Regions from separate parts of the Homo sapiens genome. Here region 2 is linked to region 1. A link is a loop called in an ENCODE intact Hi-C map of the cell type or tissue named here. Cell type or tissue: A673. All regions are shown on one strand. Links, peaks and the distances in the headings refer to the core of each region. The heading gives the core; the rest is flanking DNA. Region 1 has its middle 38 kb from the start of F9. Region 2 overlaps ATP11C (ATPase phospholipid transporting 11C (ATP11C blood group)).

Region 1 (9,250 bases), core at 3,148-8,147:
GTTGTTTGAGGGGTAAAATGCTATTGGTGATATTTCCAAAATTACACATGAGTCTCACAATATAAAATACATAGTTGTTCCATTGTGGAAGACAGTGTGGTGATTCCTCAAGGATCTAGAATCAGAAATACATTTGACCCAGCAATCCCGTTACTGGGTATATACCTAAAGGAATTTAATCATTCTACCATAAAGACACATGCACACATATGTTTATTGCAGCACTATTCACAATAGCAAAGACTTGGAACCAACCCAAATGCCCGTCAATGATAGACTGGATAAAGAAAATGTGGCACATATACACCATGTATTACTATGCAGCCATAAAAAAGGATGAGTTTATGTCCTTTGCAGGTACATGAATGAAGCTGGAAACCATCATTCTCATGAAACTAACACAGGAACAGAAAACCAAACACCACATGTTCTCACTCATAAGTGGGAGTTGAACAATGAGAACACATGAACACAAGGAGGGGAACATCACACACCAGGGCCTCTCGGGGGGTGGGGAGCTAGGGGCGGGATAGCATCAGGAGAAATACCTAATGTAGGTGACGGGTTGATGGGTGCAGCAAACCACCATGGCACGTGTATACCTATGTAACAAACCTGCAAGTTCTGCCCATGTATCCCAGAACTTAAAGTATAATAATAAAAAAAATCTAAAAAAATACGTGGTTGTTATAAAAGCCACCCTGACATCTAAGCGTTTACATTCTCTTAAGAGAAAAATTTCATAATACATTGTGGAAAGTGTAGGAGAGCAGAAGAAATACTTGACTTGAAGAGAAATCAGGTCAGTGATTTTGTTTTGGGTCTAGTCAGAAATCAACCTGGTTTCACTCAACAGACTTTCACTGAGGAAAATGCTTATTATTTAGTAAGTATTAGAACACAGGAGCCTTCTTCCTGCAGGGCAGCAGACTCTACGGTGTTTAATGAGTCAAGTCTCAGGCAATAAAATATCAAAACAAGTCATTTTTATTACATTTCAGTACACTTCCTCACATTGATTTCGACTGGTCAGTTTGCAAGGGGTTTTATGGGAAAACATGGGAAGAAACCGGTGTTATGGACAAAAACTAAACTCTTTATACTGTTCAAAAGGCAATTAGTAAAAGTGACAACCAGATTTTTAAAAAATTACTTTTTACTTCAAAATGCATTTTTAAAAATTTCATGACGTAGTTAAGTATTAAATTGTCCTTTGCATTTGGTGAGGGCTTAGTTGCCCCTATATATTGATCACCTCATTTTTTTGCGTGTATGAATAAGCACATTAAATTCTGAGGAGGTGTTTTAAGCATGTGTCCATCAAATAGGACTCATAATGTGTACTGAGAACAGCCAATGAAGTTGAACTTTGTGAAGATTAAGTTCCTTAAGCTAAATGAAACTTTCCTTAAACCCACCCAAAACAAAATGTAAACCATTTCAAAGATAAATTTCATCTAAAAATTTGTCAGACTCACTAACTTAATTATTTCCAAAATAAGCGACAAACACAACCTTTCTGGAGAACAAATGAAAAATTATGGCCGGGTTTGGTGGCTTACACCTGTAATCCCAGCACTTTGAGAGGTCAAGGCAGGAGGATTGCTTAAGCTCGGGAGTTTGAGACCAGCCCTGGCAACATAGTGAGACCCCAGCTCTTAAAAAAAAAAAAAAAAAAAATTAGCCAGGCATGGTAGCACATGCCTGTAGTCTCAGCTACTCGGGAGGCTGAAGCAGAGGATTGCTTGAACCCAGGAGACTGAGGCTGCTGTGAACTATGATCATGCCACTGCACTCCAGCCTGGGTGACAGAGTGAGACACTATCTCAAAAAAAAAGTAAATTTAAAAAATTATAATGAAGCAGAAGTGGAGAAGAGAGAGTCAGAAAAATTTAAAGCATGAGAAGGACTTGGGCTGAGTTGTCTTAGTTGATAGGTTATAGCACAGTTTGATAGTGAATGCACTCTTTTACATGGGAAGTTATAAGAAACCAAATGATAACATGTTAAGTAATTAAGTGAGCCATAACTTTACAACCATAATAAAAATGACTTAAAAGAGAAATATCATAATGGACATTTTGTAATCTCATATTAGAGGCTAAAATAATTTCTTTACTGACCCCAAGAAGCACTTAGGGCTGTAGTCATACATTTACAAATAGTTTCAAATTACCTGGATTCAATGCAAAAGTAGGCATTCTATGTATGAATATTATTAGCTCAAAAATCTGCCCATATTTCTAAAAATACCAACCGTTGGGAAGGACATGAAGCAAGAACTTGTACATGCTACTACTGGGAGCATACATTGATAACACTTTGGTGAGCTATCTGCTAATACCAAGTACAGTTGAAGTGAATGCTCTATGGCTTAGCATTTTTACTCCTAAGGATGTACCCCACACGAAGGCTCACACATGTGCCAGAATGTTTATAGCAGCAATGTTTAGAAGAGTAAAAAATTTAGAGACAACATGAATTACCACAAACAGAAGGTTACATAACTAGTTTATTGAATATCATGCCATAAAATTGATATAGAAACTAAAATAAATGACCTAGAGCTACCCATATCATCATAAATGAATCCCACAGGAAAAAAAATGCAGGATAGAAACAATATGATAGCATTTGTATAACGTTTTAAAATATGTAAAACGAAATATATATTTTAGTGGATAGTTTAGGGTTAAAGTATATGAACATGCTGGATAATGATGAACACCAAACTAAGAAAGATAGCTACCTCTGAAGAGAGAGAGAGAGAGAGAAATAAAAGATGAGAAATGGATGGATGCTGGTACTTGGGAGTTCAAGATATTATTCTGAATACATTTTTAAATGTCAAAATCATTTTACACTGTATAACATTCTGCTCACTTTAGTTCAGTACTGGAAAAGTGGAATAAAATGTCGTGCCCCCTGACTGAAATGTAGTGAAACCGCATCACACTTACCTTCCATACATCCCTGTGGAAATTTTTTTTTTTTTTTTTTTTTTTTTTAGTTTTAGTGTTCTTACATGCTTACCAAAAATAGCAGTCAAGAACTCTTTTCCACAGTTTTTATAAGCATATTACAAATTACTATGAACTGACATACTGGCACAGCAGAAAAATACCATAAAATAAACCTTGGTGGATTACAATGTGTGAATGTGTTGTAGGAGAAATATTTGCACTTAAGAAATGTTACATTTTATTTTACAACACAAAGTATCTGTTACCATCTGTGAACATCTTTAAAGGCCTGGTTTTCTCAATATTTCTATTTCATGAACATTTTGCTCCCTTAAACAACCTTTATATTTTAATTTACAATGTGAATTTAGTGCTCAGTCATAGCAATAATTGAGTAGCTGTACTGCAAAAATGACGAGTTGTTAGTCAAACAATTATATTGTGTCCAGTTGTATGTTGGCAAATGGTAAGCAACTGATTCTCTTTAAAAGACACACCAAAACCCTATTTGTACCATTTGTTGATTTCTATGGTGTAAAGATTCCTACCATGGCAGATTTCAAGCTACCAACATGAGGACACAGAACTGGAAGTTAGGAAGTGATGTGCAAAATTGGTGTTAAAAAAGTGGCTGGTGCAGTGGCTCATACCTGTAATCCCAGCACTTTGGGAGGCCGAGGCAGGCAGATCACCTGAGGTCAGGAGTTTGAGACCAGCCTGGCCAACATGGTAAAACCCTGTGTCTGCTAAAAATACAAAAATTAGCTGGAAGTGATGGCAGGTGCCTGTAATCCCAGCTACTCAGGAGGCTGAGGCAGGAGAATCGCTTGAACCTGGGCGGTGGAGGTTGCAGTGAGCCGAGATCGGGCCACTGGACTCAAGTCCGGGCAACAGAGTGAGACTCCATTTCAAAAAAAAAAAAAAGGGTAGGGGAAGCCACTGGATACCCGACTTGGACCGCTCAAGCCCTTTAAGTTCCTACATAAGCAAACTGAAGCCCAGTGTAAACAGTAAAAGGAGACTGGAGACTTTATCAATCAGAAATCAGCAACTCACCTCTAACTAGGGTATTTCCACTCTAACCAGTTAAATATATTTTGTCTTCCTTCTCTGTCAGCCCATAAAAACTCACTGCTCAGGCTGCTGCAGCAGAGCTCTCTGAACCTCCCCTGATTCTGACTGCTACACCATTCATGAATCATTCTTTGCTCAGATAAACTCTGTTGAATCTTTTTCTTTGTTTTCCTTTTTTATTTTTAATTTTTGTGGGTAAATAGTAGGTGTATATATTTATGGAATATATGAGATATTTTGGTACAAGCATGCAATGTGTAATAATCACATCATGGAAGATGGGGTCTCCATCACCTTAAGCATTTATGCATTGCATTACAAACAATCCAATGATACTCTTTTAGTTATTACAAATGTACAATTAAATTATTATTGACTATAGTCACCCTGTTGTGCTATCAAACACTAGGTCTTATTCTTTCTATTTTTTTGTATTCATCAGCCATCCTCACTTACCCTCCAACCCCCCACTACGCTTTCCAGCCTCTGGTAACTATCCTTCTAGGCTCTATGTCCATGAGTTAAGTTATTTTGATCTTTAGATCTCACACATAAGTTAGAACATGTGATGTTTATCTTTCTGTGCCTCATTTATTTCACTTAATATAATGACCTCCAGTTGAATTTATTTTGTCTAAAGTTTTTCTTTTAACATTGGTTTTTGAGAGTTAGTTTGTATATGCCAGTTCCAGCATACCATTCATTGCACCTTAGGAAATAGATACAACGCTAGGTACATAGAAAGTGTACAGTAAAATTCTTTATTAGAGTGTACTAAGACTTCTGAATTATAACAATCCCACTATTAGGTAATGTGCACCTGTCCTTTTAGCATATCTGTTACTTAAATCTAGATTTTCTAAACTAAGGAAGTGGAGATTCTAATCTTAAGCATGTTCATCTAGGACTAGAAACAGAGTGTATGGAAGAGAACATAGACAACTAAAATATGGGAGGCATATTGAGAGAAACGAAATCCCTGTGGCCAAGAACAACAGTTTTGTTCAGATATTAAACTTTATCACAAGGTTATTTGATTGGGTAATAGCTATAGGGAGAAAGAGATTGAAATGAAAGCTAAGAGCTGAATCTATAAAAATAAGGTACAAAAACAAAATAGCTACCTAAATGAGGACAGAAAGCACAGACAAGAGGGGTAGATACAGCTTATGGAGAAGACAAACACAAAACAGGAGATAAAAAGGCCAGGGTTATAACCATAGTTTCCTAGGCTAATCTTTTTTACATTTCCTAGAAATTAATGAAAACACCTCCTTATAGCCTAGGAAGAAAGTGAATGCAGGAGGCCTTTTTTTTTTTTTTTTGTATTTTTGTCTCCCTTCCTTTCCCTTCCTCCCTTCCTCCCTCCCTTACCTCCCTCCCTCCCTTCCTCCCTCCCTCCCTTCCTCTTTTTCTTTTTCTGAGACAAGGTCTCACTTTGCCACCCAGGCTAGAGTGCAGTGGTGCAACCATGGCTCTCTGCTGCCTCAACCTCCCAGATTCAAGCGATCCTCCCACCTCAGCCTCCTGAGTAGCTGGGACTACAGGCATGAGCCACCATGCCTGGCTAATTTTTGTATTTTTTGTAGAGACAGGGTTTTGCCACGTTGCCCAGGCTGCTCTTGAACTTCTGAGCTCAAGCCAGTCACCTGCCTCAACCTCCCTGTCTCCCTTTCTATGACATATTCCCTTATGTGTTCAAGATAAATATCTTATTCCTACCTTAGATGACAGGGAGTTTTGCACAGAGTTGTGGTTAGTAATGGCTTTTTTCCTTCCTTTTCATTCATACATTGCTACATTCTTAATTTGGCTTCTTACATTTAGAGCTGGGTTTGAATCTTATGAAAATGCATACTTACTTTTGTAATATAGTCCAAGAGGAAAATAGGCTTTTATATATAGATATTTATGAAAGCACGTAATGTGTAAATCATGGGAACTCTTTATCTTTATGAGGTCAGCACTTAAGCCTCTGTGATTATTGATCTAGAGAAGCTAGATGCTGTAGCATTTCTAAAGGTTTAAGAGTGATGGTATCAGGGAGATTTACTATGGTGGTAAATTTTTATGAATTAGTATCTCATACTTAACATTACAATGCAGCAACTGTTTGAATGAAAGCCTTTGGAATCATTAGTATCTTTCCTTCCTTCCTTCCTTTCTTCCTTCCTTCCTTCCTTCCTTCCTTCCTTCCTTCCTTCCTCCCTCCTCTCTCTCTCTCTCTTCCTTTCTTTCTTCCTTTCTTGCTCTGTCACCCAGATGTGAGTGCAATGGCATGATCTTGGCTCACTGCAACCTCTGCCTCCTGGGTTCAAGCAATTCTCGTGCCTCAGCCTCCCGAGTAGCTGGGATTATAAGCGTGCGCCACCACACCCGGCTAATTTTTGTATTTTTAGTAAAGATGGGTTTCACCATGTTGGCCAGACTAATCTTGAACTCCTGACCTCAAGTGATCTGCCTGCCTCGGCCTCCCAAAGTGTTGGGATTACAGGCGTGAGCCATTGTGTCTGGCCTGGAATATCCCTGTTTCTATTTCCAGCTTTCTCTTAACCAAGAGAATAGAAGGATAGCTCTCCTATTAGAGTGGAATGACCTGGCCAGGAGTTTGAAATAGTTCTGTGAAGGCATGGAGAAAATGTCTCTGCCTTCTTCCAGACAGAAGTCTTTGCCTCTTTGTCTACATATGCAAGAAAAGATCTGCCTGCTCTTCTTCACTTTTGATACCTATATTAGAAGTTGAGATTGACTCAGAAATCTCAAGGCAGTCCATAGCCCCAAAGACTGGATGAAAAAGATTTGCCTCGAAACTACCGTAGGAAAAAATGACTAGAGTGATTTGTGGGCCTGGATTGATTGAAAAGAGCAGGGGTCCCACAGTCCTTTGCCTGCTGTGATTCTTTCAATAGTTTCCACAGTTTACACAACATGCTGATTTTTATGGCTTTAACCCTGAGATTTTTTAGATGGCATAAGCCTCAGATTCAAAAAGAGCTCTGATTCCTGATTGCTTTACTCAGAGAGGCCTTTCAGCATCTGTAGTCTGTTTCCCAATCATCCGCAGGTGCAATGCATTGTTAGAATCTCAGCTTCGGTGGGCCTTTGAAGCCTGCCTTCAACCCTCAAACAGCTTCTGGAGTAACCTGCTGTCTCCGTGTGCCGCACGTCTTCCCCAGCACAGTTGCAGTGAATAAAGTTGAATTGTTGCTGGAATGACTGTGTGCCAGATGACACTGTTGAATGTGCTATAGTAGTCAAATGTCACATCTGGAAGGCCCAGTGCCCACAGCTGGGCTAAACGCCAGACACCAGCACCACACGTTTATCCTACATGTATTTACTGAGAACCTGCTATGAGCCAGGGGTTGAAGCTCCAGTTTGTTATCTGACTGCCACTCTGCTTTCCAAGCTACCTTATTGGTCTCCTTGATTTCGTCACCTTTTGGTCAATTAGAGAATTGTTAGTAAGAATTCCAGGCAGTTTTCAGTCCCAGGGTTGTTGAGAGGATTGCCACCAATGCAGAATGCCCCAGCTGCCCTAAAAATATAGACAGTAGAGTTAATGTACTCCAGTTGAAAGCATTATTCTTTCAAAGTGCAGGGTGGGAGACTTGAGCTCTAGTCCTGGCTGTCATTGTGTTATCTTGGGCCTGGCCTTATGTTGCCCTCAATCTCTTCATCTGCTAAATGAGTGGAGTGGATTGGATGGTGTTTAAGGGCCCTTGCAGCTCTGACATTCTTGGATTAGACTGTAAGCATTCGGAACTTGTTTAGCAATTATAATTAGGCAATTTTGTAAACTGGTCTGTTTTGGTTCAGGTAAGTAAGGAAGAACACCTTTTCTTTTTTCCTTGGCAGAGAAAATTGGACAGTACTTCGTTCCTGTCAGTATAAAACAAATAATATTCAAAAGAACTAAAAACAATCACACTTAAACAGCAAGTTAAAATGACTGCATTATATTAGCACACTTTCCTTCACTTGGCAAGAGTTCTATTTTAATCTGTCACTTCCAATATGACGGCAGCATGTTTTAGTCTATTTAGGCAAAGTATCTACAGTAATTTTGAAAGCACTAATGATTCTTATATGGCAACTGCAAATGCCCTAGGTAGAATCAAGCCAGGGCTGGCTCTGAAGACATTGGCTCTTAGTGAGCTTAAAGGCCCCACATGTTTAGTGGTGGCAATATGCCACAGGTGGCTCATGATGAATTCAATCATTTTTGAGCCCATGGCAAAAAGAACTGTGGCTCAGAGATTTATGGGTCCAAGAGCTCCTTTCTCTGCCACAGAGAAGACCAATAACAGGAGTCCTGAGGCCAGTTTCCCATTGGTGCCTTTGTAAGGGGTGGTCTCTATGGAAACAAGGCCAGAGTGTCTTACTTTTACCAATTTTGAAGTGCTGAGGCTACAGACCTTTGGTCATTCAAATTTGAAGTAACGTGTTTAATGCATGAATTAGCCTCCTCCTTAAATCTGAGGCAGACAATTATAGTCTCTTCTCTCTTCCCTTCCTTTAGTCAACAAAAGCAGAACTAATTTCCTTTCATTTTTTCATAAAACCTAAACCCCAGGCATTATTCTTATTTAAGCGTGGCCTTCTTTCACGATACTCGATGCAAGACTAATTGCTACTCTGGGATAAACATGGATTCTGATTCAGCTAACAATTATTGAGCAACTACTGTCTAGCAGTGTAGTAGGCACTCACAAAGCAATTTATACACATTATACATTATTTATATATATATAAAATCTGAATTACAATTTAATGAATACTGTTGGTATTTGGCAGACAGCAATTACTCCTTGACTATTTGTTGGATGAAGGAATAAAAATAAAAACATGAAATCACAGACTAACAAAATTGCAAGGGATTTGGGAGAGCATCCTGTCAAATACTCTCATTATAGAAGTGGAGAAATCAAATTCCCAAATGGAGAGTGACTTATTGAAGGCCATACTCACAGTTAGTTAGACCCAATTCTGTCTCAGGTGGATTCAGACCACTGTCCTCTCTGGGACACAGCTCACACTGCCTTATATGAAAACTGGATAACAGAGCATCAAATCTCTGCTGTGTTATATTGCATTTGAAAACATTTTTCAGAGTGTTTTGTTGAATGTAGTGTTTGGGATGCCTCTCCATGAATGATTTAACAAGAAACGCCTCAAGAAATGTATTTATTTATTTATTTTCTTTGAGACAG
Region 2 (9,250 bases), core at 1,555-6,554, 190 kb before region 1:
CTCATTGTTTAGCTCCCACTTATAAGTTAGAATATGCTGTATTTGGTTTTCTGTTTTTGTGTTAGTTTGCTTAGGATGATGGCTTCCAGCTCCATCCGTGTTGCTGCAAATGACATGATCTTATTTTTTATGGTTGCATAGTATTTAATGGTATATATGTACCACATTTTCTTTATCCAGTCTACCATTGATGGGAATTTAGGTTGATTACATATCTTTGATATTATGAAGAATGCTGCAGTAAACGTGTATATGTGTCTTTATGGTAGAATAATTTATATTCCTTTGGGTATATACCCAGTAATGGGATTGCTGGGTTGAATGGTAATTCTGTTTTAAGGTCTTTGAGGAATCATCACACTGCTCTCCACAATGGCTAAACTAATTTACATTCTCACCAGCATTCTGCAAGTGTTCCCTTTTCTCTGCAACCTTGCCAGCATCTGTTACTTTTTTGACTTTTTAATAATAGCCATTCTGACTGGTGTGAGATGGTATCTCGTTTTTGTTTTGATTTGCATTTCTCTAATGATTAGTGATGTTGAGCGTTTTTTCATATGCTTGTTGGCTGCGTGTATGTCTTTTGAAAAGTGTCTGTTCGTGTCCTTTGCCCACTTTTTAATGGGGTGGTTTGATTTTTGCTTATAAATTTATGTAAGTTCCTTACAGATGCTGGATATTACATATTTGTCACATTCATCATTTGTAAATATTTTCTCCCATTTTGTAGGTTGTCAGTTTACTCTGTTGATAGTCATCTTCTTGTATGCAGAAATTCTTTATTTAATTAGGTAACATTTGTCAGTTTTTGTTTTTGTTGCTATTGCTTTCAGCATCTTTGCGATGAAATCTTTGCCAGCTCCTGTGTCCAGACTGGTATATCCTAGGTTATCTTCCAGGGTGGTTATAGTTTTAGGTTTTACATTTAAGTCTTTAATCCATCTTGAGTTGATTTTTGTATATGGCATAAGAAACGGGTCCAGTTTCAATCTTCTGCATGTGGCTAGCAAGTTATCCTAGTGCCATTTATTGAATAGGGATTCTTTTCCCCATTGCTTGTTTCTGTCAGCTATGTTGAAGATCACATGGTCATAGATATGTGGCCTTTTTTCCGGGCTCTCTATTCTGTTCCATTGGTCTGTTTTTGTATCAGTACCATGCGGTTTTGGTTACTGTAGCCTGTAGTATAGTTTGAAGTCAGGTATTGTAATGCCTCCAGCTTTGTTCATTTTGCTTAGGATTGCCTTGGCTATTTGGGCTCTTTTTTGGTGCCATATGAATATTAAAATATTTATTTCTAATTCTGTGAAGAATGTAATTAGTAGTTTGATAGGAATAGCATTGAACTTGTAAATTGCCTGGGGCAATATGACCATTTTAACAATATTGATTCTTCCTATCCAAGAGCATGGAATGTTTTTCCATTTGTTTGTGTCATCTCTGATTTCTTTGAGCAGTGTTTTGCAATTTTCATTGTAAAGATCTTTCACCTCACTGGTTAGCTGTATTTCTAGGCATTTCATTATTTTTGTGGCTGTTGTGAATGGGATTATGTTACTGATTTGGCTCTCAGCTTGGATGTTGTTGGTGTATAGGATTGCTACTGATTTTTGTACATTGATTTCGTATCCTGAAACTTCGCTGAAGTTATCAGGTCAAGGAGCTTTTGGGGCAAGACTATGAGGTTTTCTAGATATAGAATCATATTGTCTGCAAACAGGGATAGTTTGACTTGCTGTCTTCCTATTTGGATGCCTTTTATTTCTTTCTCTTGCCTGATTGCTTTGGCTAGGACTTCCAGTACTATGTTAAATAGGAGTGGTGAGAGAGGGCATCCTAGTCTTCTGGTTTTTGAGGGAATGCTTCCAGCTTTTGATTGTTAAGTGTGATGTTGGCTATGGGTTTTTCTTAGATGGCTCTTATTATTTTGAAGAATGTTCTTTCAGTGCCTCGTTTGTTGAGAGTTTTTAACATGATGGATTTTATTGAAAACCTTTTCTGCATCTATTGAGATGATCATGTGGTTTTTGTTTTTAGTTCTGTTTATGTGATAAATCACATTTATTGATTTGCAGATATTGAACCAACCTTGCATTCTAGTGATAAAGCCTGCCTGATCATGGTGGATTAGCTTTGTGATGTGCTGCTGGTTTCAGTTTGCTAGTATTTTGTTGAGTATTTTTGCATCTATCTTCTTCATCAAGGATATTGGCCTGAAGTTTTCTTTTTGTTGTTGTTGTTGTGTCTGTGCCAAGGTTTCCGTATCAGAATGATGCTGGCCTGATAGAATGATTTAGGGAGGAGTCCCTCCTTCTCAATTTTTTTGGAATAGTTTCAGTAGGAATGCTACAGATCTTCCTTATACATCTGGTAGAATTTGGCTGTGACTCCATCTGGTCCTGAGCTTTTTTTTTGGTTGGTATACTTTTTATTACCTTTCAGTTTTTGAAGTCATTATTGGTCTTTTCAGGGATTCAGGAAATCTCTGGTTTTCTGACTGGTTCAGTCTTGGGAGGTTGTATATGTCCAGAAATTTAACCATTTCTTATAGGTTTTCTAGTTTGTATGCATAGAAATGTTCATAGTAGTCTCTCAGGGTTTTTGTATTTCTGTTGTATCTGTAGTATCATCTGCTTTGTCATTTCTGATTGTGTTTATTTGAATTTTCTCTTTTTTTTCTGTATTAGTCCAGCTAATGGTCTATGTATATTATTACATTTTTTCAAATAACCATCTCCTGGATTTCTTGGTCTTTTGTATGGTTTTTTTGCATCTCAGTTTCCCTCAGTTCAGCTCTGATTTGGGTTATTTCTTGTTTTCTTCTAGCTTTGGGGTTGGTTTGCTCTTGTTTCTGTAGTTCCTCTAGTTGTGATGTTGGGTTGTTAATTTGACCTCTTTCTAACTTCTTTCTTTGGTTTCCTTTTCTTCTTCTTTTCTTCCCTTTCCCTTTCCCTTTCTTTTCTTTCTTTTTCTCTTGCTCTGTCACCCAGGCTGTAATGCAGTGGCGTGATTTCGGCTCACTGCCACCTCCACCTCCTGGGTTCAGGTGATTTCTCCTGCCTCAGCCTCCCAAGTAGCTGAGATTACAGGTGCCTGTCACCACACCTGGCTAATTTTTGTATTTTATTAGAGATAGGGTTTCAGCATGTTGGTCAGGCCGGTCTTGAACTCCTGACCTCAGATGATCTGCCTGTGTTGGCCTCCCAAATTGCTGGGATTACAGGCTTCAGCCACTGTGCCCGGCCCTCTTTTTAACTTTTTGATGCGGGTGTTTAGTGCTATAAATTTCCCTCTTAACACTTCCTTAGCTGTGTCCCAGAGATTCTGGTATGTTGTATCTTTGTTCTTCATTAGTTTTAAAGAAATTCTTGATTTTTGCCTTAATTTCATTATTTACCCAAAAATCATTCAGGAGCAGGTTGTTTAATTTCCATGTTGTTGTATGGTTTTGAGTGATTTTCTTAGTATTCATTTCTATTTTTATCACTCTGTGGTTTGAGAGTATGGTTGGTATGATTTTTGTTTTTTTGAATTTGCTGTGGATTGTTATGTCCAATTGTGTGGTCGATTTTAGAGTATGTGCCATGTGGTGATAAGAGGAATGTATATTCTGTTGTTTTGGGGGTAGAGAGTTCTGTAGATGTCTGTTAGGTCCATTTGGTCACATGTTGAATTCAGGGCCTGAATATCTTTGTTAATTTTTGGCCTCAGTGATCTGTCTCATACTGCCAGTAGGGTGTTGAAGTCTCTTTGGCAGTATTTTTAAGAGAATGCATTCTTCTCAATGGGAATGACTGGTCTCTTTCTCTTGAATTTGCCTTTTTACTATTTGGTATGCTGTCTCTTACATCAGTGCCATGTCATTAGCCCAGTAGTGCCAGTTAAGCAGATAATCTTTCATTATAAATTAAGCATCTTGCAGTTTTTGGAAGTGCCATCAACCTTCTTGTATTCAAAATTAATAGTATTAGAGAGTTTCGTAAGTTCTGATCAATCTGTTTTTCTTGAACATTCAAATTGCTATTGAGCAAAATGTTGCTAATTCCTTACTTTCTTGGATGGATGCAAGTATTAAAAGTATATTTGAAATTCTCTTAACTAATGTGTAGCAGTGTGCTAAAGGTAAGTTGGCTTGTTCTGGTGGAAATATTGTTTTCATTTTGAAAGGAGTCTGTTGCTGTATTATCCTTTTAAAATATGTTTACCAAGCACAAATTTTAGGGGAAAAAGGACTCATTCCTTACAAAGCCAGCTGAGATTTAAACCGTGGATTGTCTTCAGTCTTCTTAGATTACCTTAACTGCTTATGGTTCCATAGGAGTTGATGTTTGGCTCCTTCCGTTGCTCAACTGGTAGGTTCATTCATTTGGCAACTATTTCTTGATTGCCTACTTTGTGCCAGGCTAAGTGCTGAGAATATTGCAGTGATCAAAATAAACTTCCTTGCCCCCATGAAACTTGCAGTGTGTAGTGATAGGGTGAAAGACAACAATCAAATATATTATGTTGGGTACTGATACATGCTATGATGGAAAAAAGAAAGCATAATAAAGGGATAGAGTGTGACTGGGAGAGAGAGAGCTGCCGTTTTAGACATCTGAAAAGGTCTCTCTGATGAGGTGACATTTGGGCAGAGACCTGGAGGTAAGGGAAGGAATAACGTCGACATCTTAAAGGAAAAGTGTACCAGGTAAAAGGAAGGTAAAAGAGTACCAGGAGAGCTCAGGAGGTAATGTGATGTGCAAAATCTTTATTTTTGATTTTGGTTTTGTGCTAGTGCTGAATGTAGCAACCTTTATTGCAAATATCTTTGGAGTACCTTTGAGTAGTCAGCCTTTTTCAGTCCAGAAGCACATTAGGCATTCTCTGGAACTTGCGAGGAGGACTATGAAGAATGTAGAAATGGACCAGGATTCAGATTCTTTACACAAAAAGCTTCCCTTTCTTTAGCAAAACTAGGATACTAAATGTCTTTTTTTTTTTTTTAATGAAAAGGAAACATTGTAACAGGTTTCATAAAAAAGCAGTATTATCAACTTTATCTGTTTGTTTTGGGGATATTCTGTCTCTTCTAATTATGTACCTAAGAATTACAATTATCTGTCATGTGATTTTAAAGTACCATAGTGAAACAAAAGTAGATTGATGCTTCTTTTGTTTGAATGAAATTCAAGACTAAATGACACACCAGTCAATCTGAGTTGTATTTTTTAAATTTACTCATTAGTGAAAATGAGTAGCTTCCAAAGAAAATGTGGTGTTATGTGCCACGGACTAGTCCTCTCCTTTGAAAATAAAAAGGAATGCAACACTTTTTTTTGTACTTCTTAATTCAGTGGAATATCTTTGCTGAGCTTAAATCTTTGTTTATAGAAAGTACGTTGGAAGTGTCTTTTAACTTCATGGAGAATGTTGCATCCATTATCATTTGCTTTGTCTCTCCTGCCAGCCAGAGTTGTAGTCCCCTCCTCTGGGTTTCCCCAGCTCCCTGTGTACCTCTCATTCTGCCTCTCCATCTAGAATTTGAACTCCCTGGTGGATAGGGGAGGAATCGTCTCTGTCCCTAGTACTTGTCATTTAGTAGGCACTCGGTAAATGTTCTGAAGTCAACTAGTGAACTAACTAATGCACCATTCAAGTAATTCCCAGCCTTTTGTAATTATCTTTAGTAGCCATTGATTGAAAATACATTATTTTGTTAATTTGTGTCATAGTTTAATGCATTTTATTAAGGGACATTTATACATGTGAAAAATACATATGAGTATGGGGAATTATTTATTCAGGCCACAGAAAATGTTTGTTTGACAATCTTTAGCACTGTGTAGATAAATACTGATGTAAATGCTTTCATCAGAATGAGGTTCATAGAATACTTTAAATTTTTTCAATAAAGGAAGATTTATAATATCAGAGCAGGCCTTTATAAATGTTATAGCTTCCGATCTATCCTCATTCATTTATTCATCTAGTGTTTATTGATTGTTTTTGTATGCCAAGTCCTGTTATAGGAGCTCAAGATTGTCCAAGTTCTCCAGTCAAAGACCCCCATGAACACACTTGTAGTTGATCAAATTAGGTTTATTACTCAGTTCAGGAAGGAAGAACACATGCCATGAGGAACTGTGGGACTTCTCAGGAAGAGGATGTTAGAAAAGACTTACACAATTTGGACTTGAAAATACTAACCAAAAATATGTAAAATATTAACCAAAACATTTGTGACACAGGCTGGCTGCTGCCTGTATTTAGTTTCTCTGAGGATTCCTCACTTATACTTAATGGTCTTTGCTGAAGTAACTCCAGAATAGCTAGTTTTAGCTACTAAGCAATCTTGAAAAGTTGTTCATGTCTATTAGAAATGCAGCTTATAGCATGTAAACATTCTGAATAAGATTCTGTTAAAGGGGAGGTGTATTAATGTGACACATCACAATATGTTAGTTTCTTTTTTATAGTTACTAGGCAGTGACCTTATTTACAGATTCCTTTGCCACTACCAAAAGCATGTAAAAAAATTTCTTATTTTAGCTAGTAAGTTTTTCACATACATAAGTATCATCTTGTAGATGATTGTTACATGAAATTTCTTTCTTTCCTCTGTTGTTTTTCATTTTAGCCACTGTATGATGCTGCTTACCTTACAATGTACAATATCTGCTTCACATCCTTGCCCATCCTGGCCTATAGTCTACTGGAACAGCACATCAACATTGACACTCTGACCTCAGATCCCCGATTGTATATGTAAGTTAAATATATAGTTAAAACCCCCTAAGACTTTCAGTGTTGTGATTTTCATTTTATCTGCAGATGGGAAGAACACAGAACTGTGCACTTGGTTTGTGGTATGATTATATGGTTCTGTTTGGAATTTTTAGCTATTGAAAGCAGACTGCTCAACAGGAAAATGACATATTTCCTAGGTGTGGGTTCTGTACTTGAATATATGTGAAACATTTAGTTCAGAGTCACTAATTCCTAAAACTTGAAACTATATTGTCATAGTGTTCTAGTGTCTCATGGGAAGACATGATATTTTAACTGCAAAGAAAAAAAGCATACACAAAGATCTTCTGTAGTTTAGAATATTGATTCCTACTTGTTGTAGATTGAACTGATGAAGTTATATTACCCTTTCTCATGTAAACTGCACCCATAGCATTAGCCGCCCCACACCCCACCTTTGTTAGCCCCATTCTAAAACTGTTGAAGAAAATAATGGACTCATAAGCCATTGTATTCATTTTGTGTCAGTTGAAAATGGATGCTTTTCTCTGTGGATGGGGGACTTGGCACTAGCCCCAGTTGTTTAACTTATGATTTAATTGGATTTTTAGAATTGTAGCCTACAGCTAAGGATAAAGATATTAATTTATAGCAGATTGTAAGCATTGCTAAATAGTAGGTAGCAAGTGCAATAGAGAGGTTTGGATGGTTTATTTGTATGAAATGAAGATACACAAATTTAAGGGATTTTTTTTAACCAGCATGACTCATAAAATTTACATTTAGCAATTGTTAGAATTACACAGTTGTGAAATTTATCATTTTAAAGGTCTTTATTAAGGAAAATTTCAGACATACATAAAAGTAGAGAGAATGCTATTTATATAATGAATGAATGTAAATAGTTGTTGAACCACTCAGCTTGTCCTAACCACTCAGCTTCAACAACTCTCAATTCCTTGACATTCCTATTCCACTGATAACCCCGTCTGCTCTATCACAGGCTTATTTTGAAGTAAATCTCAAAAACAGTTATTTCATTATGCATCTCTTAAAGACAAGGATTTTTAAAAATAATAATACCCTATCACTTAAGTCCTTAATATCAAATAGTCAATGGTCACATTTCTCCAGTTGACTCATTTCTTTTCATAGCATGCTTATTTGAATCAGGATCTAAAGAAGGTCCACACATTGCAATTGGTTTATATACTTTCTGAGTCTCTTTTAATGTTTAGGTTAACCTTGCAATTTATTTGTGGACAAAACCAGATTATTTATGTTGTAAAATTTCTCCCAGTCTAGAGTTTGCTGATTGCATCTTCATGGTGTTTACATGTTCTGCTGATCCTATATTTGTTGTAAATGCATAATTAGATGTAGAGGAGAATCATTAGAACTTTGGTAGAAATCTTACAAGCATCAGCTCCTACTACACTCTTTTTGAAAATAAGGAACCAGGGCCCCGAAATGACTTACCTAAGGACACAGGGTACAACCAGATGCAAAATGAAGATCAGAATTCAACCCTCTTGCCAGTGCTTTTTCCAGCAAGCCAGTGGTTTTAAAACATTGTTTTAACTGTAGTTGTTTCCAGACAACTTCTAAAGTGAAGCCCGATAGTGCAGTTGCTCTGGTTGAAATGGGGTTTGAGGAGTAGTAGGCAGAATTCCTCCCATTCCGTCCCACCAAGAGCTCAGACTAACACCTGGGCTGAAAGCCTCTGCTACTTACCAGGTGACCTTACCCAGGTTACTGCAATGTGCCTCAGTTTCACCTTCAGTAATACATGGGCAACAGTAGCACCTAATCACAATGGTTTTGTGAGGAGTAAATGAGCCACTATGTATTAAAGAACTTAAAAAAAATAGTGCCTGACAAGTTTTCAAGCAATGATAGCTATTAATCTTATTATTATTCTAACACCCTCCTCCAGCCTTCAGAGCTGTGCTGAACACTTGTATAAATTAAGAATGTGAAAAATCTGCAAAAAGCTGTTGAGTACAAAATATCATAAGGGTTTCCATAAGGTTTTAGTGACTGTGCTAGGTGTAGGTCATGATTTATTGAATTTTGCGTAGACTTGCCACATCTGATGCAAAAATAAAGGCCATGGCATACCTATTGCCGAGCCCAAAGTGCGGCTTTCCTTTTTGATCTCATACTTGCAAGTTGTGAATGCCTGCTCTGACAAGACACTGCTCTTGGCCTGTCACCAGACTGTAGATAGTTTCATTACTCTGACTGTTCTTTTGTGAACATGAAGCCCTGGTCTTCCTATATGGCTCTCTGTACAGTATGCCAATTAATATTAGCAGTGGCGTTGTGTAGTGTATTATAGATTTTACCTTTGGTGATTTAGTGACTTGGGTATTACCAAACACTTGGATGTGAGATGACATAATTGGATGCTTTTATATTTTTAAGAGAAATGTAAGAAATAAACTAGTTTTTCTATAGAGGGAACAGGTGTAATTTGTTTCTTCTACAGCTTTAAAAGGCAAAAGAAAGGGTTCTGGTA

The links. A loop is a pair of places that touch in the nucleus more often than their neighbours do. Peaks named below come from ENCODE experiments on the same cell type or tissue, not always from the same donor. Only the 100,000 strongest peaks of a DNase experiment are listed, where the experiment ranks them.
Region 2: a loop joins it to region 1, with 3 times the contacts of the local background. A loop is called at or near these places in 3 of 110 quality-filtered maps.

The regions. Positions count from the first base shown.
Region 1 is chrX:139,563,969-139,573,218 of GRCh38, reverse strand. No RefSeq gene overlaps it. Among named protein-coding and RNA genes, the nearest start is that of F9, 38 kb to the right of the region's middle. In A673, for the core only: no CTCF peak of the experiment used is centred there; a DNase peak (open chromatin) is centred at 6,068; H3K27ac peaks cover 3,924 bases.
Region 2 is chrX:139,747,522-139,756,771 of GRCh38, reverse strand. It overlaps ATP11C (ATPase phospholipid transporting 11C (ATP11C blood group)), which reads left to right. Exons shown (of 30, transcript NM_001353812.2): 24 at 6,620-6,747. Among named protein-coding and RNA genes, the nearest start is that of MCF2, 44 kb to the right of the region's middle. In A673, for the core only: no CTCF peak of the experiment used is centred there; no DNase peak of the experiment used is centred there.